Regions from separate parts of the Homo sapiens genome. Here region 1 is linked to region 2. Evidence: chromatin loops called from intact Hi-C (ENCODE). Cell type or tissue: heart left ventricle. All regions are shown on one strand.

What was found. Hi-C counts contacts between places; a loop is a spot of excess contacts. Peaks named below come from ENCODE experiments on the same cell type or tissue, not always from the same donor. Only the 100,000 strongest peaks of a DNase experiment are listed, where the experiment ranks them.
Region 1: a loop joins it to region 2, with 2.2 times the contacts of the local background. A loop is called at or near these places in 14 of 110 quality-filtered maps.

What each region holds. Positions count from the first base shown.
Region 1 is chr22:40,510,427-40,512,926 of GRCh38, reverse strand. All of the region lies in intron 3 of MRTFA (myocardin related transcription factor A), which reads left to right. Among named protein-coding and RNA genes, the nearest start is that of MRTFA-AS1, 10 kb to the left of the region's middle. RefSeq lists an enhancer at 1,798-2,342. In heart left ventricle, a CTCF peak has its summit at 1,154; no DNase peak of the experiment used is centred here; H3K27ac peaks cover 2,500 bases.
Region 2 is chr22:40,435,838-40,438,337 of GRCh38, reverse strand. All of the region lies in intron 4 of MRTFA (myocardin related transcription factor A), which reads left to right. Among named protein-coding and RNA genes, the nearest start is that of SGSM3, 66 kb to the right of the region's middle. RefSeq lists enhancers at 1,308-1,357, 1,428-1,477, 1,598-1,727, 1,988-2,047. In heart left ventricle, a CTCF peak has its summit at 1,256 (motif pointing left); no DNase peak of the experiment used is centred here; H3K4me3 peaks cover 901 bases; H3K27ac peaks cover 894 bases.

The DNA.
Region 1 (2,500 bases), 75 kb before region 2:
AAATGTTCATAACTAATCATGATAAAGATGGATCAGTTAAAGTTTACAAATTACTTTTAAGATGCACATTGCGAAGTGGTGGTGTTATGGGTATGAATTTCTTAGCTTTTCAGGATGTCATCCTTTTAGCCCTGTAGCTAAAACTCAAGAGGCTACATGTTCAACCATAAAACATTAGCCTCTGCCAACATTACATCAGCTCCACAAAACCTCACTGGCTAATTATCCCTTGGGACTAGGACATGGATTTGGCAGCTTGTGAAAGCTGCTTTTTCCAATTTCTCCCTTACTGGCTGTGACATATCCCAAAGGAATGAAGTTGAGAAATAATCATCTTTCGAAAGCTCTCAACCTCTCATTCCCACAGTGGTTCTCATGGTTAGGGATAGATGATCCTTTCTTCCACTTGAGGAATCCCTTTAGCTTATGATGTATTCTTTCAGTAGTAACCAAGGTACCCTGAGTGGAAGGATGATGGCAAGGATCCTCATTAGGTATGTTTCTAGGTGATTGTCTATAAGGAATTTAATGCTTCTGTTAGGATCTTCTTTATATTACCAAAATTGAAGAAGCTGGAAGACCAGCATTGGGACCCATGTGTGGTTATCATCTGTGTCCATTGACATTTGCTGTAAGAATTAGTATTGCTCATTTAACATCTCCTTTTGATGAGCACCTGTAAAACAACTTTTTTGAGGACACTCTTGGATAGCAAAAAGAACTGTATGATCTTAATCTCTTTTAGCCTCAGTTTATTTATCCTAAAATAAAGATATGGTACTTGGCCTTATTTTCCTCACAAGGGACCGTAAGGATGGAAGGAGATGACACATATGAACTAATTTCATAGTGACCTACTAGTCACCCTATATAGTGGGCCCATTCTAGGCCTCATCTCACCTGTTCTATGTTCCCTCCTCGTTCTGTACTACTCAGGATTTTTCACATAATCTTGGTTCACCTAAGCATAAAATAAATATATTGGAAAAGTATTGGATAGTGCACAGCCTTAAAAGGAAGGCTGGATAACACAGTTCAGAAAATGAGCAGAAACTGAGTGAGGCAAGACATAGTAAAGACCATGTAATGGGATCAGTTGGCTGAGGACTCTCTCTAGCACTGCTTGCTGGACCTTCTCTGCCACTGCTGCTGGCCTGGTCTCCCATGAACATCTGTTACTACTGGCACTGCCACCAGTAGGCACTTGCCACAGTGCCATGAATAATTTCTGATTATATTTTCCACCTTTGTGTTATTCTTTCAATATTCAAAGATCTACATAGGAGGATCTGATTGACTTGGGTTATATATTTGTGAACTAGATGCCAGGGAACAGAGAGAGGGAATTTCTGTTACTGTCAGTTCCTGTAGTGGGAAAAGGTGACTGCCTTTCCCCGTCTTAGAATTTCCTCCAAATAGGAAAGGTATTCACATGTGATACGTGTATATGTATCTATATCCCTGACCTGTTTACTGAGTTCTAGATTCAGTTAATCCACTAATTCTTCCCACCTGGACATCTAAATGACTAGTGTGCACTTAAAACTGATATCGCCATTCTCAGTGACTACTCCCAACCTGCATTCCCTAATTTATAGTGCCAGTTGCCCTAGCCAGAAAATTAGGAGTCAGTCTCAATTCCTCCTTTCTTGTTGTACTTGTCATATCTATTTGACTTGTGAGTTCTCTAGATTTTACCTCTACCTTGACTTCTTATATTTTGTCTCTCTGCCCTATATCATATTGTCAGCATTTTTCTCTGTGGTTTCAGGGGACTTGTTATTGGGCTCCCTGGCTATAGTTCAACTCTCCTCCAATCTGTCCATTCAGCTGCCAAGATACTTTCGCTAACTACCAATTCTAATCATTTTCTTTCTCCTGCTCAGAATTCTTCCATTTCTTGTGGGGTAAAACTTAAGCTATTTTATTTGTCTGGTCTCTGACTATGTGGTTATCTCATATCACTTCCAAACTCACAGTCCCCAGCAGTACTGACCAGCTTTTGGTTCCCAGAACACTTCGTGCTTTTTTTAAAAAAAGCACATATATTCCTTTGCATATAACCGTTAGTCTTTCTGCTTGCCAGCCTTCTGGCCTCACTTCAAGGGCTGTCTCTTCTGAGATGTGTGCTGTCTTTGATTCCCCCAGAAACTTCGGTGCCCCTTCTGCTGTGCTCTCCTTATGTTTACTGCATACCACCAAAGACTGATTGTTTGCTGCATTTTCATTCCTAGCAGGTCTCATTGTTAGAAGTATGGCCCCTTTAAAGCAGGGGTGGTATCCAATTTCTGTATTGCCAGTTCCTAACACATAGCAGGTACATAATAATTTTTATTTAATGATTCAGTGAAAGCACTTTGAGAAGTAAAGCACTGTACACATGATATTTTCATCACTGGCATTTTCTTGTAAGCATTTAGGACCTTTTGAACTCTAAAATTCTGTTTTGTATTAATCTGTTTCTGGAGAACATTTCGGGTTTTATTTCAATCAATTATTT
Region 2 (2,500 bases):
AATCAAGCCAGTGATTCAACCAAATTACAGCATTTGGTGACAGCAACACCTGAATATATCGACACATATACCATTTGGTTCAGGGCACTCTCACTGGTGTTTCTTCCTTACAAGGGTTCTGAGAGGTGGGCAGATTCTCACTCTGGAAGAAAATTAGACCCAGAAAGCAGTCAAAACCCATGTCACCCAGCAGTAATTGGTAGCACTCAGTACTAGAACACAGATCCCTTGACTGTCTATCCAGAACTTCTGTGAGGTTTCGAACCCGGTTGAGAACCAGAATTCTGGCTGTTTAGATGAAAGTTTAGAGCTCTGCCGCAGAATCCTCCTGTCCTCCTGTCACTAGTCACCTTGTGTCCGTTTCTTACAGAATACTCACTAATTCATCGAGTGAATAATTATTGAGGGTATACTGTGTGCCTGGTATTCTAGGCACTTGGGGAATGCTGTGAGTGACTAAAAAAATAGACAAAACCCTTGCTGTGCTCTGATGGGGACATGTTGTAAATGTAAACGTGGGAGACTGAGAGTAAACAAGAAAAGTATGTAGTATTCCGCCTTTTTTTTTTTTTTTTGAGACGGAGTCTTGCTCTGTCTCCCAGGCTGGAGTGCAGTGGCACTATCTTGGCGCACTGCAACCTCTGCCTCCTGAGTTCAAGTGATTCTCCTGCCTCAGTCTCCTGAGTAGCTGGGATTACAGGCACCCTCTACCATGCCTGTACAAAAATGTTTGTATTTTTAGTAGAGACGGGGTTTCACCATGTTGGCCAGGCTCGTCTCGAACTCCTTACCTCATGATCTGCCCACCTCGGCTTCCCAAAGTGCTGGGATTGCAGGCGTGAGCCACCATGCCCAGCCAGATACGTAGTATTTATATAAAGACTGTCAAGACAGTGATGAGTGCTGCGGAGAAAAATGAGGCAGAAAAGGAAGCTGGGGTGGGGTGGACAGTGTCCGTTTTCTCTTGATTCTTTGTACTTACTGTCTCATGCATGTGCTAAGCTTTCCAAGAGCCAAGGTTACGTGTGATGCATCACACCCGGGTTCCTGCAGAGCAGGACGTTTGGAGTTGAGCTAGCGTTACACAGTAGAAGCAGGTGCAGGGGGTGTCTATTTACCCACTGAAATGCCCACGACCTGCCCATGTAAGAAGTGGGGAATCCTGGATAGTGCCCAGGTAGGTTGGGGAGGTAACTTGTACTGGTTTTTCTTTGATGTTATTTGTTAAATCTAGAGCTCCCCCTTCTGTTAGAAGATGGGATCTCAGTAGTACTTTTAAGACTGTAGTTTCTTTTTTATCTTAAGATTCACAAAAAATTTTTAAAAATAAATACCACTGGGACAATTGAAGCTTTCTTCTGGGACTGCTGTTGCTGAGGCCCAGCCCCCCGCTGGGGGTGGAGAGGAAGGAGGAAGAAGCACAACGGCCCAGGCAGGATAGGGTCCTATCTATGCTCTCTTGCTACTTTTAGCAGCTCCTTAACCCTGCACTCCTACCGCAGCCAGCAGCCTAGCAAAAGTTATCTCTGCTCGCAGTTTCACAGCTCTTTGGAAATTCTAGGGCAGGAGAAGTGAAACTGACCACAGTCTTATAAATTTCTCTCTTATTGCCTCTGTTCCCTACTTGAAGTGAGTCAGGCCTTTCCCTCTCATCCTCAGAGTGTCTTAAGTTGCTATTTGTCCTTACAGCCAAGTTTTTGACAAAAGGAGTCAGACCTTCCATTCATGGTGCAGCCTTTCTGGAGGCTCTTGGTTTGGTCTTGCCACCTGAGTGTTGTTTGCAGAAGTCGAGACTTGTGGTCTTTGTGTGGTATCCCCAGAATAGAGCTGAGCCCTTCGTCTCAGCTGTCGGTTGTGTGTGTTCCTTCACATACAATTGCCATGGGGTTCTTTTAGTCCTTAGAGATGAAATTCAAGTTAATTTTAGCAGCACTATAAATAACAGGTGCAGTGAAGAAGGAAATAGTGCCGAGTGGACATATATCTTTTTGGTTTTAACTGTCCCATTGAAACAGTTTGGCCACTTTATGATTCCTCGTGAGGTTGAGGAAGTAAGGTTAATTTGGCATGCATCTGTGCCCCTTCCTGTGTGCAGGTGTCCTGAGAATAATGTGAGGCCTAGCAGGCGTTCTTGGAGTCCTAGCTGAAGGGGGATTTGCGGCTGACGGTCCAGTCATGGGCCAGGGTGTTTGTTAAAGTTACATTCCATGGGTGCACTTTATATAGCCCAAGCTTAGGCAGTGACAGTTCCCATTAGGAGTCATATTTTGGTTTCTACCAAAACTGTTTGAATGGGGTAGCTAAACCATAAAGATACATGCTTACTCAGGTGTCATTGCCTTCACTTCAACTGATATTTATAGTACTACTAACAGTAATGTGATTTTTTTTTTTTTTTTTTGGGGGACGGTTTCTCGCTCTGTTGCCCAGGCTAGAGTGCAGTGGCGCAATCTCGGCTTACTGCAAGCTCTGCCTCCCAGGTTCACGCCATTCTCCTGCC